3 separate regions of the Mus musculus genome follow, and regions 2 and 3 are each linked to region 1. The links are chromatin loops, found by intact Hi-C in ENCODE. Cell type or tissue: left cerebral cortex. All regions are shown on one strand.

Region 1 (8,000 bases):
CTTCTCCTTGTTCTTTATTGTCAATCGGGGGAAGGGGAGAGGGAGTTTTCGGAGGGGAAACCAGGAAAGGGGACAACATTTGAAATGTAAATAAAGTAAAAATGTAATTAAAACAAGAAAAAAGAAAGCATCAGATAAACCTCGAGGTGGCGGGGGGGGGGCGGGGGAGGGGGGGACGGGAGGAGATAATTATCGAGAAAGACAATTCATAGAAAGTTCATTTTATTTCTTGGCTCAAATAGAAAATACTGAGGGAGATTTAGAAGATAAATAACAACATAAATGATAAGACTTAATGAAAAGTAATCGGAGATGTGATTCCCAAAGAATTTATGGAAATTATATAATTTAAATCTCATCTTTTAGCCATTGTAAAACAACAAATAAAATACTTGTCTTCTAGCCACCCCCACAAAAGTTTGTCAATCATGTTGGTTCTCTCAAAGAAGCAATTCATCACATTGATTCTTTGAAATGACATTTTATGTCTGTCTGCTTGTTTCTATTTCATTGATTTCACTATTGAGTTTATTTCTTGCTCTCTGTTGGTTACTCCTTGTAGTCGTTGTTTAGAGATTTTAGAACAACACTTATGTCACCAATGTCCTATTATAGAATCTCTCCTGTCTTTTGATGTAGGCATTTAGTGCTATGAACTTGTTCCTACAACCTCCTTCCTTGTGTCCAATAGGAATGGGTATGTTGTGGTTTCATTTTCATTGAATTTAAAAAGGATTTAGTTTCTTTCTTGATTTCTGTCTTGACCCAGCTTTTATTCGGTAGTGAGTTATTCAGTTTTCATGAGTTTGCATACTTTATGGTGCTGTTGATATCCAGCTTTAATCCATGGTGGTCAGATAAGAGGTAGAACATTATTTCAATGTCTTTGTATCTGTTGAGACTTGCTTTCTGTCCTGGTATGTGGCTAGTTTTGGAGCAAGTCCCATGAGAGGCTGAAAATAAAGTATGCTCTTTAGTGCTTGGTTGGAATGTTCTGTAGATGTCTGCTAGGTCCAATTGACTTATGATGTTATTTAACTGCAGTATTTCTGTGTTTAGTTTTTGTCTGGGTGACCTGTCTATTAAGGAAAGTAGGGTAGAAGCCACCCACTATCACTGTGGGTTATAAATATGTGATTTTAGCTGTACTAGTTTTTTTTTTTTTTAAGTGAACTTGGGTGCCCTAGTGTTTAGTGCAAAATTGTTTACAATTGCAATATTTTCTTAGTGGATTTTCCCTTTAAAGAGTGTGTAGTATCCTTCCCTATCTCTTTGGGTCAGTTTTGATTAGACGTCTATTTTGAAATTGAACTGATATCGAAATAACTGTACCTGCTTACTTCTTGGGATCAGTTGCTTGGAATACTGTTTTTCATCCTGTTCCCATGAGATACTGTCTACACCTTGGTGAGGAGGTTTAGTGCTTACATTCAGTAGAAAGATGGATTCTGTTTTATAATCTGTTAGTCTGTTATCAACGATTTCTGCTATCTGTTGTGTGTGTGGGGGGTGATCTGAGATTTTTTTTTTCCCTGAGTCTTTTTGGATGTGGCTAATCTCATCAGGGTGAAGTTTTCCTTCTAATGTTTTCTGCAGAGCTGGATTGGTAGATAAAAATTATTTAAATTTGGTTTTGTTATGAGATGTTTTTCTTTCCTTGTTGGTTGCAATTGACAGTTTTCATGGATATTGTCTCTCTGAGTTTGTAGATATCTGTCCAGGCCCTGCTGACTTTCAGAGTGGCCATTGACATGTCAGGTGTTATACTAATTTGCACATCTTTTTAACATTGATCTTTCTCCCTTGCAATTTTTAATATTGTTTCTCCATTCTATTTATTTAAAGTTTTGAATATTATGTGTTCTGGGAAGTTTCTTTTCTGGTCCTGTCTATTTGGTGGTCTATAAGTTTCTTCTACTTGGACAAGTACCTCCTTCTTTAGTTTTGGAAATTTTTCTTATATGATTTTTTAAAAATTATTTTCTGTGCCTTTAGTCAGATTTTCTGGATGCTTTGTAATTGGATTAAAAAACTATTTAACATTTTCTTTGACTGAACTATTCATTTATTCTACCTTGTCTTCAAATTCTCTCTTGATTATCTTGTAATCTGTTGATGAGGCTTACCTCAGAGGTTGCTGTTTGACATCCTAAGTTTTTTATTTCCAGGTTGAGTCCAGTTTAGGTTTTTCTTAGTGATTCTATTTCTATTTTCCTGTCTTGAAATGTTTTCCTCATTTTATTGTCTTAGGGTTTCTATTCTGTGAAGAGATACTGTAGTTATGGCAACTCTTAAAAAGGAAATAATTTAGTTGTGGCTGGGTTACAGTTCACAGCAAAAAGAGAGAGTGAGCCACTGGACCTGGCTTAAGCTTCTGAAACCACAAAGCCCCTTCAGTGACACAGTTTCTCCAATAAGGCCACACCTACTCCAATAAGGACACACCTACTCCAATAAGGCCACACCTACTCCAACAGGGACACACGTCCTAATCCTTTCAAACAGTGCCGCTCCTTATGAGATTATAGAGGGCACTTCCATTCAAACTACCACATTCATCCAACTGTTTGTGTTTTTACACTTCAGTTAAGCATTTTTCTTATCTTTTTAAAGGTTAAGGTCCTTAAACACATTCATGATTACTATTTTAAAGCCCTTGTCTTATGCTTTTTGTATATATTGCATTTCTCAAGGCCTGTTTCAATAGGGTTACTGGCTTCTCGGGAAGGCATATTGTCTTGCCTGTCCATGTGGCAGAGAAGTTATGATACTTGAGGTGTTTCTTGGTGAAGTTATCTGTTCCTGTCTTTATTGGGTGCGTGTCCTGTTCTTTGGTTGCCGTCGCCCACTCTGGGCCCTTGGCAAGTGAGGTGGCCGTGGGGTTCCTGGTAGAGAGGGGTCCTGTAGCTTGCTGGGTGACACAAAGGAAAGAGAAAAGAATCAGAGGGGCAGTGGGAAAGAGCTAGTGGGCCCGGGTTTGCACCGGTTCCCACAGGGTAGAGGTGGGGTGGGAGGAGGGGCTCCCGCAGGCAGGCTGCTACAGGACTAAGAGAGTAGGTCTGAATGATGAGAGATCAGAATGGAGGGCAGGAAGGAGTGAAAATTGCCTAACATGTCCCAACTCAGTGTGCTTGCTGAAGGTTCACGGTAGAAAGCTTTTCTGATCGATAGTTGACACAGGAGTAGAGACGCGCTGTGAGGAAAGGCTCAGAGGGGCTGTGGCAAAGAGCTAAGGGACCCTAGATCTCCACCAGGAGGCCCCAGGGATGTAGGTGGGGTAAGGGAGGAGGGGCTCCTGAGTCTCAGCCCAGTGTGGTCACTGGGACTCCCTGGTATAAAGGGTTTCTGTGTGTCATTGGTTGACACAAAGACAGGAAAAGCCGAGCGGATCCACAGGAAAACGCTAATAATTCTTACGTGAATGGGTATTTACATGCAGTGTCCGGAAGACGCCAGAAGAGGGCAGTAGATGCCCTAGTAGTGGAGCTGAACACGCTTATGAGCTCTCCCGTGGTGCTAGAATTCAAAGTCAGGTCCTCTGAAAGAGCAGCTAGTTCTCTAGCATGACAATTTCTTTAGAAATTGAAAATAGAGCCACAGAGGCTGCCCTCCACTGGGCATGAGGCCACAGTAGTGGAATCAAAGTGTTCCGAACATTCATGAAAACGGAGCTGTGTCTTCTGAAACAGTCACACGTTTGTATTTATAGCAGGATTGTTCCAAAATCAAGCTGCTGTTCATCAATGGACAGATGAAAACACAGCAGACACACATGGAACGTTAGCTACTCTGCCCTTTCTAGAAAGGTTCTGTCACTTTGTTCCAATGACTGGAACGAAGAAGCTGAGGACATGGTGTTAAGTGAGGTAGACCAGCCACAGAGGGACAAATTCCACAGGACTTCACTTACAAGTCCTGTGCAATCTGAGTGTTCACTTGGCACTAGAGGGGTAGAGTGGGGTTACTAAGGGTTAGGGATGGAGAGCTACCTTAGTTACTTTGATTTAGCTACTCTGCGATGCGTACATATGCAAAAAAAAAACAAAAACAAAACAAACAAACAAAAAACCATTTGCTAATCACGTTTTGAATGCATGTGTAGAAAATAGAAAAGTATATAATCTTGGGGTGTTTCCGTAGTGTAGTGGTCATCACGCTCGCCTAACACGCGAGAGGTCCCCGGTTCGAAACCGGGCGGGAACATTTTTTTTTTTTTTTTTGGTTTTTCTTACTTTCTCGTGGTTTCAGACCTTGAGCTCATTCCCTACAACTAGGAGACATGAATTTCGGCTGTGGTTGTAGCTTTTACCATCGTGTGCTCTTGGATCCTAACTATATCAAATAAATTGTTTGAATGACAGAAATTACTAGCCATAAAAGAAAGTACAAGAAGCCATCTACTATGGAGGGGGGATTAGCTCAAATGGTAGAGCGCTCGCTTAGCATGCGAGAGGTAGTGGGATCGATGCCCACATCCTCCACAGCTTTTGAACTTCTGGTCATTCTTACTAAGTTTTCTTTTGGCTCCTATGGAAGAAACGTCTGTTTTAGACTAAGTTGTTACTCTTTGCTGTCATGCTAAAAGTATAAGCTTTGGGTTTCCATTCAGCTTTCAGTGTTCTGATCGTCTAACAAATGTTTGTAAGCATTTACAAAGTTGAGTAAGAGCTTTTTCTGTGCAGGTGTAGACCTTCACCCTTAAACCTCCACATTGTGCCTGCTGTAACTTCTGTGGAACCTTCCTTGTCCATCATTTGCCAACTCTACTACTTGGGTAGGAGGTTGTTCTGAGCCCCACAGGAAGGGTGCTTCCCAAAGCCCTGCACTGCCACCACCAACATCATGTTCACAAACCTCTCCTGGGCCTGAGTGGATCGTGGCCCCCTTCTTACTAGACTCAGTTTCCCATTTCTAAGCTCTGTGTAAAAACCGAGAATCACTTTGCTGTGACTGTTTAAGGCACCTGCCCGGGTTCTCTCAAAAGCTCTCCAATGTCTACAGCATTCTCTTCCAGGTGGTTTCGAGTGCCTGTGTTCTACCCTCCTTCCTTTCCTTTTTGTTTTTACCTTCCTAAGGCAGTGTGGTATGCCCTACACTCTGTCCTGACTCCTGCCAGAGGCTCTAACTGAAAATGCTCCCTCGTGACATTCCTAGACAGGTTGGAAAACAACCATTGAACCCACCAAGGACGCTTCCACCTCGTCTTTTGAAACATCATGAGTGGACCCTCTCGAGTCGAGGATGTCTTGAGTGGACATTCTAACGCGGGGCATTCCCCTTGGAATATCCAGTACCCGGATTAGCATTCTTCTGTTGTGGAATCTGAAATGAGATGGTGGACAGTAGTTCCCTGCTGGAAAATGAAGCCGCGGGTGTACTTGCCTGGCTCTACTGCAGCCTGGGTTCACATGCCTTTCTGGTCTGGAACTGTCCTGGCAGTGACCCACAATGATAGAGCCCAGCTCTTGGGGCAGGAAACCATTAGCAGGAGCCCAGTCTAAATCAAGGCTGTGGAGGTTGGGAGATTGGGTATCTGGAGTGTTAACGAGTGAGTTACTGTGCAGACCAGGCAGAGACAGGGGAGTTGGGGCAGAGGAAGAGCTCAGTATTTGATACTCAACCTCTGCTTCCCAGTTCAGGCCTTGACACTTTCCAGCTCTGAGACCCTGAGAAAAACACTCAATCTACCTGAGCCTCTGTTGCATGTGGAAAGGGCAGATGTGTACAAGTCCTTTTACTGCCAAAACTCAACTGAACTACATGGAATAAACTCAACAAATCGTTCCTGAGAACCTTAGTTTGTGGAATGATTACAAGGGGAATGTCTCTAGTCATGTAGACTCAGACGCAAGCAGAGGATACAGAGTATCCAGCAGAATGCTGTGGCCAGAGACTGAGCTTCAGGACCATTTTCTAGTTCATTCACTCATTCAGTAAGTGAATGAAGAACCTTTCCTTGCTACTTTTCTTCCTTGGAGAGCAGAGAGGTAAGCCTCCCGAGGGAAGAGTGAGTGTGCCAGAGAAGTGAAACATGAGGTAAGGGAGGGGCACGGGGCAGTTGTACGTGAACCTGGTCCCTCAGCTCGGAGGGTCTTACTTAGATGAATCCCAGAGGGGTGTGGACACCATCGTTCTGGATGTGAAATGCAGATGTTTTTACCTTACCTTCAGATGCAGCAGTAGCTGCTAGGGTGCAAAATCCAAGAGATGCTTTGTTCTTTAAAGCTGCCGGTGGATACAGGGTGCTTGGATACTAAGACTCAACATTTCTAATTTGAAGTTGCTGGTAGGAAGGGCTATTTCTGTGCAGCTGCTGGTGGGTCAAACTCCTGACCTTGTCTTGAGGTCCAACCTCAGAGAGGGCAAGGAGACCTCCTTTTCCCACCAGGGTTGATTAGTTGTTTGTGTAGCAGGCTGACAGTGGGTGATGGGTGATAAGAATTGGGGACACACACACACACACACACACACACACACACACACACACATCTGCTCTTACTATCATGTGCTGGAGGAAGCAGGGCAGACACCTTCTCAGCATGGTGCACTGAAGGTGCCTGGCTGTGGTTAAGGCACAAAACCAAATGTGAAGTCATCCTGTCTTTACTCAGCTAACAACTGAAGCCTGAACTGCATCGTGCAATTGCTGCTCTGCTTGCAATGTTTCAAGATTAAACAATTTCAGAGACATTGATGGACACTTAAAAACAAAACAAAAACAGTAACAAAAACTGAGAGACTGTGATTACATGTCAGAAAAAGGGACACAGCAGAGCCAAGGATAGGCAAAGGCAGACCCTACAGAGGGCCCTCCAGAACCACCACCCCCCCTTACATAATGTCACATTAGGGAGAAACAGATTCCTATTACTCTCCTCCTAGGTTCCCAGGATCAGGAGGCCAAGGGAAGCCAGTAGAGGAGACCTGAGCGTTGAGATTAGAATCAGCAGTGAACTGGACAATGTTCTGTGCAACCTCAACTTTTCCCTGTTGTAGAAGAAAGCTGTGACTATTTTTATTTTCTGTCTCCTGAAAAGCTAAGATTTCATTAACTGTACTCTTAGAAACATCCCTTAAAACTTGTTCTGTCCATTCAACTTCTGACTTTGGCTCACTGTGTTATTCATCTCAGATGAGTGCAAGGGAAATTCCCATGTCTTAAGACACCCCACTCCCATTGCTTTTGAATCCAACCTTTCAGAATTCCACCGCCTTTGTACTTCTTGGCTGTACTCTTCATCCTGATTTTGGGGCATCACAACCACTGCTCAGAGAGGACAAAGCATGCCTCTCGCAGATTTGTGTGCCTTTTGGGAGCACAATACACACTGTTTTGCCTGCACACTTCTCAAATTCACTGTATAGACTTTTAAAAGTACCCAAGTAATAGGCTGTGGCTTAGAGGCACAGTGCTTGCCTATGTATAAAGCCCTAATTCAATCCATAGCACTTTAAAGAACTAACAAAAGTTCGGAGAACTATCTGAAACATCTGACTTAACATTACTTCGCCTTCTATAATGTAACGGAGAAGCTCACTAAATGGATCGTTGTAAACTCCAAAACACAGACCTCTGCTAGGCTCCCTGGGAATGCTGGGAGGCACAAAACTCAGGTTCAGAAAACTGTTCGGAAAGATCTCGGCTGGAAGATCCTTTGGACCCCACTAAGCAGCTGGACATTGATGAAGGACTTGGGGTTCTGAACCCGACATTCCCCCGTTCAGTGTCTCTAGATTAACAGAAGGCAGAAAACAGAAATGAAGGCACAGGCAGAGGCCAGGACTGGGTTTTCCTGGTAGCATTACCCAGCCTTCTAATGCACACAGCTTTGCAGGAAGTCTGTGTAAAGTGAGTGTGACTGGAGAGGAGGCACACTGTGGAAACGTGGCATGGAGAAAGACCCAGGTACTCACTGCTATTTCCCACTGCTTCCAGATTGATTCCTTGTGGTTCTCTACGAACTATGAAGTGTGCTTTCAGGACACTAAACCACAAAATA
Region 2 (8,000 bases), 1.5 Mb after region 1:
GATTCTTACTGGAGGCTGCAGAAGGCAGCCTTAAGGTCAAGTGGATCAGTGGCAGACTGCAGAAGCAGAATCTTCCCCCCAGTAGAGATAGCAAATGGCTTAAATGGTCCTAGGCTTAGTTTTTGAATGGGATATGAAAAATGAACTCCTCAAAAATACAATCATATGAATAACCACATCAAATGTAAATGGAGCAGAGGATTCAAACCCAGAGATTGTTGAACTGGATTATAAAATAAAGCAGAAAGAAGGAGCCAATTATAGTTTGCTTCAGAAAGCACCCTAAGAGCCCAGATGTGGTGGTGTGGTTGGGGCCGGTAAGACCCATAGAATAGAAAAACAGAAACAGCTGCACAGTCTGGCACTGTCCTTGAGCATACAGCTCTCACACCTCCCTCCCTCCTTAATAAGCCTTTCAGAGACCTTGAAGGAGGGACAAAGAGTCTGCTGCATGGTTTAGTCCCTGACAAAATGCTTATGTGAGATGTTCCTACATGCTCCAAGCAGCCCTCCTTTCCTCCACATCCATGCCATCTTTAGAATCCTACTTTAAGGTTTTAAAACAACTAAAAGCTTACCATATTCAGCAGACAAAGAAGCAGAAGCCACATAAAAAGCACCATTTTGCTGTACTCACTGTAAGTTTTCTTTACAAACCATACTTCACCTGACCCTGTGCATGCACATTAAAGCCGTTTTAACGTTCTGTCTTTAGAGTTCTGTCTCTTTGATCAGAATCCCACAATAGTATGTCCATCTCAAATCCCAGTACCTGGCAGACAGAGACAGGAAGAGTACTGCGAGTTCCAGGCAAGCCTAGGCTACAGAATCAGACCCTGTCTCCAAAGAGACATAGAAAAAGAAAGGAAGAAGGAAGTGAGGAGGGACAGACAGACAGAAAGACACAGAGTTACTGTGGAAGCTGAGAGAAGCAGGCCTGGTGGTGCCTGTAATCCCAGCTTCCTAGAGGCTAAGGTAGGAGATTGTAACAAATGCAAAGTCACCCTGGGCTATGAGGTGAGCTCCAGGCCAGCTTGGGATCCAGAAAGAAAGAACAAAGACTTGGAAATTTATTATTTGATTTTTGAGACAAAGTTTCAGTGTGTAGCCCAGGCTGACTAAGAATTAACCACAATCCTCCTTATTACTGGGGTTACAAGTGATCACCAACCACATGCCTGAATTAGACCACTGATCTCAAAAGCAGGGGGAGTAAGTAGAGGTTGGTGTAGACTGTGGCAAAGGAGAGATCCTGGGGACTCAGACAGAGACAGATAAAGAGCAGAGGGAATAGACATTTCACACGTGGTGCTGCTGAAACCAACAGGACTTTTAATAATTTGAAGGGTGTTAATAGGTGAGAGAAGTTGGATCTTACCACAGGCTTTAAGGAGGATTGTTGGTTGGGGAGTGTCCTAGTTACTGTTCTATTGCTGTGAAGAGATACCATGACCAAGGCAGCTTAGAGAAGAAAGCAATTAACTGCGGGCTTCCTTACAGTTTCAGAAGGAAAGCCCATGACTATCATGGAAGGAACCATGGCAGCAGGTAGCAAGACTTGGTGCTGAGGCAGTGGATAAGAGCTTACAGAGAGAGTGAGACTGGGCCTGACTTGGGCTTTTGAAACCTGCAAGCCCACTTCCAGTGACACACCTCCTTCAGTAAGGCCACATTTTCCTAATACTTCCTAAACAGTTCACCAACTGGGAACCAAACATTCAAATATATGAGTTTATGGGAGCAGTTCTCATTAAAACAAATACAGTGAGTTTAGCTTGTGACATACATGTCTGGGACTTGGTTGGAACTCCATCTCTAGTGTCTCAGGAACCACTGACTCCAAACACCCCACAGTGGAATGTTGTCATAATTAGAAAGTATGCTTGAGTGGTTTCTGTGTGATCATGATTAAGGTGTGGCACCAGGCAGTTTAAAATTTAGTTGTCTGTGTTTGATGGCCAAAGATCCTGAGCTTATGTGGAACTGTAGACTTCAGCCTCTGTGTTAGACATTAAAGGAAACACTACAGCAGACCACACGGACAGTGGACTGTGGCGAGTCTGGAGCATACCAGTGTTTGGAAGCCATTTTCTGCAATGTGGTTGTTTTCTTCTTCATCTCATTCCTAAAGTCCCTGCTTGGACTCCAGGTCAGAAGAGCTGGCCCTCAGCTTTTCCCTAACATTCTCTACCACTGTACTTCTTTTTAAATTTCTGTGTGGACTTCAAAACTCACCAGTTAAGTGAGTGTCCAATATTGACAATTAATCCTGGGCAGAATAAAGAAAGAAACAGACAGCTGGTGCAAGGCAGCTCTGGGCCTTCAGTGTCCTGTACTGGGGAGGCAGATGCCTCCGAGTATCAGGAGTTCAGGGCAGTCTCAGCTACTTAATAAATCTGAAACCAGCCTGGGTTACAAGAAAAAACACTTCTCAAAACAACAGACAAAAGAATCCCTGGAAGGCAGACCTTTCTGTTTGTAAATGATGCTTTGTCCTTCAGTACGGAGGGGCTGGATGAGAGTAAACAATACAGTAGGTCTGGAGTTGATCCTGGACCACAGACAGATGTTTGATCGAACAAAATCTGAGATCAGTCCTGGGCTACAGAAGCTAGCCTCAGCTATAGTGCAAGACAATGTCTCAGAAAGAAAAGAGAAGAGAAGATAGGAGGGGAGGGGAGGGGAGAAAACAGGCAGTGAGCCATTTGTTGATCCTTTGGCACAGATACATCTGTGAATGTCTGAACTGTGATAAATTATATATATTTGTCATATTTTTCTTTTACATGTTCAGTGCTTTCTGAGCTACATATCATTCTGTAATATTCATTTTCATTGTAAGGGTAATTGTTATTATCTTATTTACTTTAATTTTGTAGTAATGGCAATCTAACGCAGGGCCAGGTACGCCCTCTGTCATTGAAGCAGGTCCTCAGCCTAAGTGGTCCTTTACACGGTCAGTCTTCCAGCACACACTGCATAAGCTTGAATGCTCCAGGGTGGGGAGAAAGCTTCATAAAATCCAATTCTCTGTAGAATTCGGTGAGCCTTATTGAAGAAGGGAGATTGGATTTTTATAGAGTCTAGCATAATCAGAAAATACATCTTAGAACCTCAGAAGTAGGAAAAGGAATTGAAAATAAAACATGAATGTCTGAATGTTTTGGAGTTTGATGCTTTTTGCAGTTATTCTGTGCAAAATCTACAAGAAAAGACTCAAAGACATCAAGTTTTAAGATGACTTTTTTTTTTTCAATTACCTGTAGTCAGTTTGTTAGTTTTGTTACTTACAGCCTTTTAAAAATTAGTACCTCAAAAATAAAATAAAACATTAGTACCTCGCTATACATCAGAGTCATTTAGTCAATGCCTCATCCCAAACTCAAGCATTGCAAGTGTGCACTATCATTACTGATAAGTTTAAAGTTCATAAATTATTATCACTTCTTCTCGGTGTGTAGTACAAAGGAGCACACCTCAGCTAGTCTAGACTCTGCATCTCTAATCTCATGATCGCAAAACCAAAGCTCTGTAGTGTCTCAGGAATTATTGGAAAGTTTTTCTCTAATTATATCATTTTTCCATGTACATATTCCAACACAAGGCTGTTCGGTTTCTCAGCAAAGTTTAATAGGCGGGATGTGTTCCAACTCATAAGATGTGAAGGAAAACGCTCCAGTTCAATTAGTGTGAATATCAAGTGAGACTAATAAGAACAAGGCAAAAAAAAAGAAAAGAAGAAAAGGCCCCGCTGGGATTTGAACCCAGGATCTCCTGTTTACTAGACAGGCGCTTTAACCAGCTAAGCCACGGAGCCAGAACTGGAGAAGGGTGTAGTTATATGTTATTTGAATACGATAAAACACGTTTGTAAGGGTCAGCAATTCTGGAAATTAGCTTAGATATTAAAAAGATCAGAAATACTAATCACAACCAAAGAACTTTCTCTTAAAATGGCTGCATATCGTAGCTGGATTGAAGGAGCGACCTTCCGTTGGCAAAGGCCTTTTGCGGAAGCCAGAGGAAAGAATCTTGTCTCATCCATCGCAGCGTCAAAGCCGCACCTGCGGCTGTGTAGTTCCAAGTGAGAGCCGCATCTTTGGAAGTCTCAAGCGGAGCAAAGAAAGCCCTTTCTTAGGCGCGGTTCATCTGGTTTAAGGAAAAACAAAACAAAAACTCAAAAAAAATTTGAATGATACAGCACTTCTTGAGGCTGAATCCCAAACAAGATAAGTCAGTGCGATTACTTACTTCAAAAATTAAAGGTCAAAGAAGAGAGAAAGAATGGAAGGGAGGGAGGGAGGGAGGGGGGGAGGGAGGGAGGGAGGAGGGAGGAAGCAAAGAAGAGAAAAAGCAAGCAAATAAGCAAGCCAGCCAGCCAGCTAGCCAGCCAGCCTGTCTGAGATCTTTTATAAGAAGTAAGGAAAGCCAACGCTGGCGACCTGGCCGGTTAGCTCAGTTGGTTAGAGCGTGGTGCTAATAACGCCAAGGTCGCGGGTTCGATCCCCGTACGGGCCAGTAAACTGCTTAGATTTTACAACTGGAAATGTAGGACTCTGTCCTCTACAGTTCTATTCTCTCTATAAACACAGTTCATCCCACCAAACCTTATTAAGATACCGGAACTTGAATGAAGTGAAGTTGTTCACTCACCACTTTTGTCAAATATCATTATAAAGCCTTTCAGATCACTTTGTCTGTCTTTCTCTAGCTGGAATTTCCACATCACTCATTGCCTATTTGTACTCATTACTGGCACCTGGCTTTTCTTCACTTCCACTAGACCTGGACATGGTATGTTTGTTCCGTTATTGTTCTAGAATGCTCTCCTATCTGATAGCTCCAAACCTTGAGCATCACCAGTAAGCATCATCCCTTTTCCTTATTTTTGCTTTCATCTTCATATCAGCGAGAGTAATAATTTATTCCTTGAGAATTGAAGCTCTGGGCAATTCTCATGTTTTAACTGTTAGATCTTAAGTGCTGGCATATAATAGATAGAGTCCATATGTTTTTTGCTGTATGAAGGACAATAGGCACATATGCAGGCAAAACACCCATAAAAATAAAAATAAAATAAAATAAAATAAAAAAGGTTGAAATCCTCAGTATATTTTATCCCTGTAGGAAGTAAAAACATTCAGCGAAGAAATGTAAATACATCTACGAAGTAATGCATGGTTGCATTGGAATCATATCTAAAACCAAGCTGCCAGTCATGGTCATTTGTATTCACACAGCAGGGAAACAGTTTGACAGTGGGCTGGGTAAGTTTGCAACCTTGTACTGGTTAGTTTTTGTCAACTTGACACTAACTGTAATCACTTTATAAAAAGGAACCTCGGTTAAGGAATTGCCTCCATTAGATTGGTCTGTAGGTGCAGCAGATTGATTTATGATTAATGTAGGAGGGCCATGCTCACTGTGGGCAATGCCTTCTTGGACAGGTGGCTCTAGGCTGTATAAGAAAGCTGGCGGAGTACAAAGAATTGAAGCAAGCCAGAAAGCAGCATGCCTCTATGGTCTTTGCTCTAGGTCCTGGCAGGTTCCTATTTTGAATTCCGGAGCCATCTTTCCTCAAGTATGATCTATATATAATCTGTAAGGTGAGAACAAGCCCTTTTCTCCTTCAAGTTGTTTTTGTTCATGGTGTTTTATCACAGCAACAAAAGCAAACTTGAGTCTCAGGGTTAAATTTCCCTAGGATGGAGGATTAGCAGATAAACCTGTGTATTAGTCAGGGGTTTCTAGAGTCACAGAATGTTAGGAATTGGTCCTAATGCTTTGTCTTCCAAAGAGCCGAGCTTCCAGACCTGAGGGTACCTGCCCCCAGCTGGCTTTGATTGGTAATAAAGAATTGCTGTACAGCCATTGACTGGGCAGGGAGGAGGGCAAGAGACAGGGGCAGAGGGAGGGAAGAGGAATCACCATGACTGGGAGGAAGAAGGATCAGATTTAAGAGCTTCAGGAGAGAAAGCATCCATCAATGCAGGTGGAAAGGGAATGTGGCCCTGTGTGTGTGTAATCCCCAGAAGGTAACAGGGCAGCAGAGATGAACTATAGAGTTTAGAAGGTGTAATGTCAGGAATACTGGAGGGAAATGTATGCTAGCAGTGGAGAGGATTAGAATTGTTCAGCCATTGAGCTAGTCAAGGCATATCAAATTAGCTGGAATTTGTGTATCTCATTCGTGAATCCAGAGGACTCGAATGATTGGCTGGAAATGAGACCAGGAGCCTAAAGCAGATTAACTCATTTACTGCTACAACAGAATTTATGGAATGTCTCTATATATTAAAGGAAATTATTGAAATGACTTACAATCTAGAGTCCAACTAACCCAACAATGGGCAACTGTGAATAGGAAGTCCAATAAATCTAGTCCCAGGAGGCTAGATATTTCAGCTGGTTTTCTGTATAAGCTGGAATCCGGAAGAAGTCGGTTCCAACAGATGTGCTAGCAAGTAACTGCAAGCAGGCAAAGAAGCATGAACCTGGACCTAAACTGTTCTTGGAATTTGCTTTGTCCCAGGCTAGCCTTGAACTCAGAGATCTGCTAACTTCTGTCTCATGGGATTAAAGGTGTGTACCACCTCTATGCCTCAAGATCTGGATCACAGCTGTGCCCTCCATTTCTGGAGTGTAGTTCCTTCTAGACATAGTAAAGTTTACAATTGGGAATAACAATCACAGGTTGTAATGCCAGCTTTTAAGATAGAGATAGAATGGCCTTCAGTCTCAGAATTGACATGTGCTACAATGTTGTCTGTCTTTTTTTCTTTTTAATCCTCACTCCAGTGCTGGAGAACCTGTTGACTGACAGCAGGCTTGGTCAGTTCAGCCACTGTTTGTTGAGTGCCCTCTAAGTTTCTTACCGGTGCTCTGCTGGTCTGACATGGAGAGGATTCCAGGAATCCCTGCACAGTCCAGAGACAGAGGCAGAAGAAGGCACTCAAATCAATGGCTGAACCAGACTTGCAGAGAAACAGGTTGTCACTCTAAGTCAGGTCATGGAAAGAAACTGCAGTGATGTGTTTTGAGGAAGAAGAAACCAAAAGAACTGGAGATCCCCTATAGATGACAGCTCTGCCAATAATGAGTCGTTGACAGAACTATAAGAAAAAAAAAATGCCAGTTAGGGCTGTGGTTGTTTTGTTCACAGTTGCAACAGGCAACTAATAGAGTAAGTGCCACACAACAGCAAGATCACAATCCATCCTCAAAATACTGCCTAGGTCCTGGCAGGGATGGATCTGTGAGGGGCCACTGGTCATCTTTTCCTGGGTCTACACACAGCAGTCGGCATCCACAGTGGGGCAGGTTCAGACTGCCCTTACAGGGAGACTTAGGAAGAATTCTTCCTGGTGTGGAAGCCATTTCAGAGGCTTCTGAGCCAGCATCACACAATGCAAGAGGAAGCCTGGCTAGTGACCAAGACCGGAAAATTGCCTTGCTATAAATAGCACTGTGATAAACTGTCTTGTATGACAACATGTTTCTAAAGGTGGCTTCTAGACCTGTGTGTGTCCCTGAAACACTTCCAGGGAGTCCACAGGGAAAAAGATTGAAAACATCAAAATACTGTCAAACCCACAGTGGAGGTTTTTTTCTTCTTAAAAAACAAAAACAACAAACAAACAAACAAACAAAAAACCCCAAAAAAACCCACTTCATTATTAGAAAAAAGTTGCAAATGAAAAAAAAAATCAACACATCAAAATTAGCCATACCCAAAGACTAACTCAATAGGTTTTCTACATACAGTAGCCATTCAGATGAAAGCTGTAGAACTTCATATTGGATTTTATATTAGCAAATAAGTTGTTATGCATTTATCTATCACCCCATTTGTGCCTATTACTTGCATCCAGTCCTTCCTCATTCCTCAATGTTTAGCCTCCCTTAGTCTGTTTTCTGTACAATACACATTTGCTTACATATATTATGGGCTAGATTCCACATGTGAAGGAGAACACGCAGTTCTGTTCTTTCTAAGGGTG
Region 3 (8,000 bases), 120 kb after region 1:
GGTAAAGGATGGAATATGGGGAGGAACAACTAACAGCAAGCGCATTGCAATAACCACAGGGAAACCTACTACTGTAAAAGTTTCCTAAAGTATATATGAAAGAAATCTACATGGAGTTACCAATAATAAGAAAGACAATGCTATAAGTAGATATCTAATGACAACAAGTAAAATCTCCAGGGCCAGGAATGGACTGCGTCTTGTTGAGACATCCACCTAAGGGGCTCCATGGAAACCATCAAACATCACAGGTTATTCCCAAGGCCATTGGTTACTCCTGGTAATCTGATGGTTAAGAAGATTGCTGAAGAGAACACTTTTGCCATTGAACATGGAGACACCAATGTGGTTTTGAGAAAGCTATGTTTCTCCCCCATACATTATGGTAGAAGGGAAAGCCTCAGTTGATTAACCCAGCTCTCAACATTTCTGAATTTCATTTGCTTTTGAGACACTACAACAATAACAGTCATTGCACAAAGGGGGATTAATAGGATTAATTTGTTAGAGGAATAAATAAGTGAATGAATTCATACCTCTTTTTGTGCCTTAATTGCAGCCAGGCACATTCAGAGTACCAAGCTGAGAAGGGACTTGTCCTGCTTCCTCCATCACATGATAGGGAGTAAGAGCAAACATGTGATTGCGTGTCCAGTATGGCCTAAATCTATCTGGTCAAAACATTGGGAATTGATTTCAATGTGATCACTAACCATCAGTGTTTATGTTTTTGTTTGTTTGTTTCAAATGTGACTTGGAATTCTCTTTAGTCCTTTCTTTTCATCCGCTGTCAGCCTGCTACACAAGCAACTAATTGACCCTGGATGGAAAAGGAGGTCTCCTTGGCCTCTCTGAGATTGGACCTCAGGACCTTGTGATCAGGAGTTTGACAAACCTGCAGCTGTACTGAGACTGCCTCTCTCATCCACAACTTCACATTAGAAATGTTTTAGTCTCTATACACCCTGTATCCACCGGCAGCTTTAAAGAACAAAGCATCTCTTGGATTTTGCACCCTAGCAGCTACTGCTGCATCTGAAGCATTTCACATCCAGAACAATGGCGTCCACACCCCTCTGGGATTCATCTAAGTAAGACCCTCTGAGCTGAGGGAGCAGGTTCAGGTACAACTGCCCCGTGCCCCTCCCTTACCTCATGTTTCACTCCTCTGGCACACTCACTCTTCCCTCGGGAGGCTTTCCTTCCTGCTCTTCTCTGTTTATTGACTGAATGAGTGAATGAGCAAGTAACTAGCCCTTAAGCTCATTCTCTGTCCACACTGTTCTGTTGTTGTATCCTCTGCTTCCATCTGTGTCTGCATGTGATGGCTCTCCTTCGTTGTCAAGTTGATTGTATCTGAAATTAACTAAATCCCCCAAATGGCTAGGAAAACCGGGGAGGCTTTTTCTTAGCTATATTATTTGAAGTGGACTTTTGATCTGGATCTTTGAGTTGCAAAAACACAAGCTTATTTTAGATCTTTTGAGGTGGGAAGATCCACCTTCTGCTCTGGCCTATATAAATGATACAGAAGAAGGGGCTTATGGTCTTTGTCTGCTTGTTCTTGCTTTGCTAGCAGGTCCATTCCTTCAGAATGGTATCAGAGCCTACTTATCAGGGTTCTGACATATACTGAAGACCAGCTGAGACATCCAGCCTTGTGGATTCAACTACTGGATTCTTTGACTGGACCACAACCTGTAAATCCACCTTCTCTCTCTAGAGATTCATTCTATAAGCTCCGTTACTCTAGAAAACCATGACTAAGAAAACTCTGCACAAGTAGAGACATTCCTCTTATAATTCACAAAATATCCTGTGCTTTCCTGTCCCACATACTCTTTACTACTCTAAAAGATTTGTTGAGTTTATTCTGTGGGGTCCAGTTTAATTTTGGCAGTAAAAGGACTTGTACACATCTGCCCTTTCCAGATGCAACAGCGGCTCAGGTAGATTGAGTGTATTTCTCAGGGTCCCAGAGCTGGAAAGTGTCAAGGCCTGAACTGGGAAGCAGAGGTTGAGTATCAAATACTGAGCTCTTCCTCTGCCCCAACTCCCCTGTCTCTGCCTGGTCTGCGCAGTAACTCACTCGTTAACACTCCAGATACCCAATCTCCCAACCTCCACAGCCTTGATTTAGACTGGGCTCCTGGTAATGGTTTCCTGTCCCAGAGCTGGGTTCTATCCCCTGGAACTCTGCCAGGGCATTCCAGACCAGGCTGGTATTTAGGCCCAGGCTGTAGGAGGAAATTCTCCCGCAGAGAAAGAACAACTGAGTATGTTCTTGCCGTTACAGCTTCTGGAGGCAAGTGAGCAAATTGTTGAGACTGAGCTGCGTGTGTTTCAGCACTTCAGCAGGCAGAGAAGCCCGCAAATGAGCCGCGTGTCCCGACACTGCTGCTGTCTTACTTGTATAGGTTGGAAGAGTCTTTACCTGAGGGACAGAGGTGTCGCGGCAAATCTGCCGAGTCTGTCTCTGAATTAGAAGCTGGAGCTTCTCCTTTGCAGGCCAGCAGTTATTCTCCTCACCCTCACCCCGCTGTAGCCTGAGTCCCTAGTCTGCTGTCCGAGGCTTTACTAACTAGGACTAGTCTTCTGCTAGCAAGGCCGCCTGCTGCTTCTTTCTTCCCGAAAGGAACTGTCCCGTCTCAACTCTCTGGAGATTCTGGAGCAGAAGAAAACTAGTCCGGAATCCAGACCGTCTACGGGGACCGCCCAGGATTAAATAGTCCACATACTACAAATCAATTCAAAAGGGTCCAGCTCTAGCCGCTCTGGCAGAGGTGTCATTGATGGGTTCAATGGTTGTATCTTAGAATAGGAATATCAGGTGGGACCTTTCCCAGTTAGAGGCAGGGCTACCTACATATACATGTACTGTCTTCTGAGGCTCGAGTGTGAGGCGAGCGTGATAACCGCTACACTACGGAAACGACAACGGAACCGTTTTCTCTCATTTTACAATCCAAGTCAAACACTATAACTTTGCTAAAGTGTAGTCTCGAAGTTACAGATCCACATTAACTAAGAAAACTTTGAGAAGTGCAACGAAAATAGAGATTTAAAACGATAGAGGAGAAGCGAGAACCTGTCACAGGGAAAGAATAAGAAATGCACCTCGGGCGGAGCGGAGGAGGGAAGAGTTCACGGGAAGAAGCGCGGGAGTAGGGATTCCCGCATTGAGACGCAGCGCTGCATCACAGGGGAATCGCATGCGTGTAAAACACACAGAGGAGGTTGGGAGAGCCTGATTACCTGGAGACACCTCGAGGAGAATGTTGTAGTCGCTGGAGAGCTTTTGAGAGAACCCGGGCAGGAGGTAGAGTTTAGAAATGGAAAATTGAGACTAGTGGGACGGAAGCCACATTTCATTCAGGCCAAGAGGAGGTTGGGCCATGCGATGCTGTTGGCCGTGCAGATCCGTGAGAGCACAAAAACCCTCCAATAACGCGGGCGAGTGAGCAAAGAGATGGACAAGGAAAAGATTCCAGAGAGGCGGGCAGAGAACTTACAAGTACTAAGTGGTTTAAGAAAAGTCTAAACCTGGTTAAACAGAAGAGATTCTGCACCAGTGTCTGTGGAGTGAAGGAATAGAAACGCTCAAAAACAACTGTCAAACACACAAACTAGAGCGTGCACGATGTGGGTGTGAGAAACTGGCAAGTGAGTGTGTGATGAACCTTTTGTTTAGAGTGTGAGAGCAAAGTGTAATTTTCAGTCCTAAATCTAGTTAACATAAAAACTGGAGGATGTGGGCATCGATCCCACTACCTCTCGCATGCTAAGCGAGCGCTCTACCATTTGAGCTAATCCCCCGAGTTACAGTACAGTCTTCTTGGACTTTCATTTATGCCAAGTGCCTCCACTGTTTTGTTTTTCTTCTCCATACAAGTTACCATGTCTTTTAATGCTAAAAACATAGGACGGAGACTACTATCTTCTAACTTCTCAAAAGTGTAGAGAGTGAAACTGAGAGTTCGAAAAAAAGTAATGTTTCCGCCCGGTTTCGAACCGGGGACCTCTCGCGTGTTAGGCGAGCGTGATGACCACTACACTACGGAAACACCCTCAAGAGGGTTTTCTTCCCACTTTCTACACATAGATTCCAAGGTTTCTTAGTAAATGGTTTGATGGCATTCTTTGTATATGTATGTATCACAGGGTAGCTAAGTCAATGTAACTACCGTGGCTGTCCCCCTCCATCCCTAGGACTTGGTGATCCCACTGTTCTCTGCTATTGCCAATCGAATACAAAGATTGCACACTGTAAGCGAAGTCCGGTGGAATTTGTCCCTCTGTGGCTGGTCTACCTCACTTAACACCGTGTCCTCAGCTTCTTCGTGCCAGTGATTGCAAGTGACAAAGCCTTTTTAGAAAGGGCGGAGAAGCTAACATCCCATGTGTGTCTGCTGTGTTTTCATTTGTCCACTGATGAACGGTAGCTTGATTTTGTATCTTGCTTATTAAGAGTTATCCTGCTCTGAATGTGAAGGTGTGAGTCGCCCATAAGATGAGGATTCACTACCATGAACAGAGCAAGTATGAGCCCATGACTTTGGTAATGTTCCCTATTGCTAAATTTCTAAAGGAATTGTCATGCTTGTACTTTTAATGACTGTAATTATTTATATCCCATCAAAATGATGTAAGCATCTTCTTTTCTCACACCTCAGCCACACCAGCTCTCTTCTGTTTTTGAGGATGGATAGCAAACATTTCAACTGTGGTGCTTCTCATTCTGCCTGCTCAGCTGTGTCTCTTCTTCCTGGTTCATTCCTCGGAGCAGCACCCTCGGTGTCTACAGTAATTGACATTACATCAACGTCTGCTTGCAGGAGGGAAGGCCTGAAGCAATGTCAGCATCAGGGAAAAGACTAACTCATGGCCTGGGTTGTGCACAGGCATCTGATCTTATGCTATTCCAAGCTGGGTGTTGAAATGGAAGCGCAGTGGGTGACTACACGATACAGTTGTGTTTTCATTTCTCAAGGAAGGCTCTGACTGTCCTGCTGCTTGGCACACAACTTGCATTTTGACTTTTTACCTTTAGAATTTTCTTTCCATTTTAAGTGGCTGATTATCTTTGGGGTTAGAGTTGGTGCTGGGCAAATGTCAATTAAGAATAAACATATTGACAGCCAAGCAGGGCTGGCTCCAGTCCATAAAGAAGCAGTCCTCAAAAGAATGTCCAGAACAATACTGTGTGTGTGTGTGTGTGGTTGTGTCTCACTAACCTTCGGCACTCTGACAGCCTGTCACTGACTCAAACTTTTGATCAGTTAGATCAGAGGATTGGGACATAAGGTTCCAATACTGAGTTATGAGAGAGGTAGCCTAGGAATCTTTCAGCAACCAATGGCTTAAACAAAGTAGTTTTATTATCACACCCACAAATCTGGAGACAGAAGTGACAGTGGTTACTGCAGCGTCTCCTGATGACATTGGGATTTATGCTCCTCCTGATGACCTGGGCTCCTAACGCTCACACATCAGTTCACAACTGTCAGCATCAGGATGTAAAGCCCACTGTGCACAGACATACATGAGGATAATCACCCATACACAAATTTTTTTTTTGTTAAAGATCATTTTTAAAAATGAGAGCACTCTTCCTTATATTTAACCTGCATTAGGCTGTAACTAATTTCCCGGGATAGCCATCACATAAACTAATCCATAACCCATATTGTTAACTGAGATCCAGTAAGTATGGGTAAATGACCTTAACTGCACATGACTACACACTGCATTACAAGGAGTTAGCTAGCTTTGGCTGTAACTGCACACCACAGCTCTTACATCTAGTAATGAAGTCACAAGGTACTTTCTGAACCTGAAATATCCTAGAAACACAAAGTACAGAGTTCTTAAGCCAGTTGAAGTAGCAGGCTCAATTTGTTCCACAGGACAGGGCAGGAGCCTTAAACACCCAACTTTGGAAATTGGTAGTTTGTCTACAAAATAGCTTCCCAGTCTTATTTTGAAGCATGTTCAATAACATTTCCCTCCTCCTCCTCCTCCTCCTCCTCCTCCCCCCTCCTCCTCCCTCCTCCTCCCTCCTCCTTCTTCCTCTTCTTCTTTTTCCTCTTCCTTCTCCTCATCTTCCTTCTCTTTCTCCTTTCTTTTCCTTATTGTTTTTGAGACAGGGTCTTAACATGTAGCCCTGTCTGTCCTGGAACTATCTATGTAGACCAGGTTGGCCTTGAACTCACAGAGATGTGCCTGACTCCCAAGTACTGAGATTAGAGGTTTGTACAAAGTCCAGTCAACACTTGTTTTTATCAATGTTTCATTATTGGGCTCTAGTCACACAGAACAACCACCACAGACTAGCTGACTTTCACTCTGTTCTTACCATTGTTCCTGTAGAAGAGGCTTGATGTGGACGAGTAGGCTTACAGAGTCCCAGATGAAGATGTAAATCTGACTTTTATTACCTTTGTGACTGTTTGGATCAAGACCTTCCTGATGCTCCTTATCACTGTCACAAGTAGATGACACTCTCCAAACTGGTTGTCAAAGCAAACATCACAGGTAGTGGAGTGCAGAAAGTGTATTACTTAAGATTTTTTATAAAACCTCTCCTCACAGCAACTCACTCAAAGAGTTCGTGAACATTTATTTACCAGACTGAAACACTAAAGTGTCAAAGATAATGTTGGGTCTTCATACTGATAACACCAGGGTAAAAACATCAACAATTACTGTTAAACAGGAGGAGCTACCCCTGAGGAAGGCAGTCCATGTGATAGACCCACGGTGTGGGCTGGACTGAGGAAGGAGAATGGAGATAGGAAAAGTGGTTGGAAAGGCAGGTGGAATGGATCAATGAGGGACTCATACATTACTCAGTCTTTGTTTTCTAGGTGTGGTCTTGCACTTCTTGGTTTTCAAGCTATGTATATGTGTATACATACCCACTTTCTTGTATGGATACCATATGCTAATAAAATGTAAAACATTAAAATGATTATGTTAATGCTAGTTCATCAACATCTTTCTTGCTTATTACGTTAAATGATTTATCTCACAGATGAGAAGAAGGTAACATATAGTATTCACAGCTTGACGGTTTAGAAGATTTGAGTGCAGCAGTACTGCTAGAGGTAGATCCCAGTGTGGGAAATCCATCCAGGCATCCTGACAGTCTGGACAGAAATGACCGACCCAAAGAGGAGCAAAAATCAGGCAGTGGTAGAAGAGATAGGCCTTAATAATTTATTAAAACATGTATACAAAATTTTACATAATTTTTACTGACTTCTCCTCTACCCCCTGATTATATAATATGAAAGGTTGATGAGACTGCTATCCTCTGTACTATCAAGAAATTATCATGACCCCCCACCCTCATCTTAGTTAGGGTTGAGAAGAAAGAAAATTAGACAACATTATAACATGACTACAGCCAGTGCTGAGGCTGAAGCAGGCTTATTTCCCAGTCAGCTTCTATACCATTCTAGGTCCTTGCAGAGAATAGGTTTGGTTCTTAAAGACAAAGTAATTAAATAAAGTAATAAACAAAGAGATCAAACAAGGCAATAAACTAAGCCCCCTGGTCACTGAGTCTAGGGACTTGTCAGGATGACCAAGATAAAAGGAAGGCCACACATTCCTCTCCTAAGTTTACCTTGAGCTTTGTATTAGCCCAAATGTGAATATTCTTATCTGAGCCTACTTCTTTGAGCCCAGTGACAAGTGCTTGACATATTTCTATAAGCAGCACCAAGAGCTCTCCACATATGACCATTCCCAAATTATCCCTTAGAAATGATAACTTTTCTATAATTTGTAAAATAACCATTACCAGACTCCCATACCCAGGGAATTGGGCTGATGACTCTCCACAACTTCTTCTTGCTGAACAGGGGCAATGAAAAAATGTTTTTTAAAAGGGTAGGAGGGGTAGGAAAATTAGAAAATTTGGTTAGATTTAAGAAATCTAGCTTTAGCATCTATTATCTAGTTGCTGTATGCTTAGAAGGCTCAGAGCTTGACTG

The links. Hi-C counts contacts between places; a loop is a spot of excess contacts. Peaks named below come from ENCODE experiments on the same cell type or tissue, not always from the same donor. Only the 100,000 strongest peaks of a DNase experiment are listed, where the experiment ranks them.
Region 2: it touches region 1 in a loop (2.3-fold over the local background); 5 of 42 quality-filtered maps call a loop at or near these places.
Region 3: it touches region 1 in a loop (2.9-fold over the local background); 24 of 42 quality-filtered maps call a loop at or near these places.

Annotation. Positions count from the first base shown.
Region 1 is chr13:23,397,276-23,405,275 of GRCm38, reverse strand. It overlaps n-TAagc12 (a tRNA gene), which reads left to right and starts at 4,409; the gene lies at 4,409-4,481. It overlaps n-TVaac2 (a tRNA gene), which reads left to right and starts at 4,131; the gene lies at 4,131-4,203. In left cerebral cortex, a CTCF peak has its summit at 3,453 (motif pointing right); DNase peaks (open chromatin) are centred at 3,450 and 4,364; H3K4me3 peaks cover 1,423 bases.
Region 2 is chr13:21,851,838-21,859,837 of GRCm38, reverse strand. n-TIaat11 (a tRNA gene) reads left to right here and starts at 4,445; the gene lies at 4,445-4,518. n-TTagt4 (a tRNA gene) reads right to left here and starts at 3,817; the gene lies at 3,744-3,817. In left cerebral cortex, no CTCF peak of the experiment used is centred here; DNase peaks (open chromatin) are centred at 3,849 and 4,472; H3K4me3 peaks cover 1,228 bases; H3K27ac peaks cover 372 bases.
Region 3 is chr13:23,281,465-23,289,464 of GRCm38, reverse strand. The region is part of intron 1 of 4930557F10Rik (RIKEN cDNA 4930557F10 gene); the gene reads left to right. 4933404K08Rik (RIKEN cDNA 4933404K08 gene) reads right to left here. Exons shown (of 4, transcript NR_046038.1): 4 at 7,198-8,000. It overlaps Gm40832 (a long non-coding RNA gene), which reads left to right and starts at 2,719. Exons shown (of 2, transcript XR_873169.1): 1 at 2,719-3,663; 2 at 4,674-5,142. It overlaps n-TVaac4 (a tRNA gene), which reads right to left and starts at 4,064; the gene lies at 3,992-4,064. It also overlaps n-TAagc10. In left cerebral cortex, no CTCF peak of the experiment used is centred here; DNase peaks (open chromatin) are centred at 3,201, 3,372, 3,842, 4,018 and 1 more place; H3K4me3 peaks cover 2,010 bases.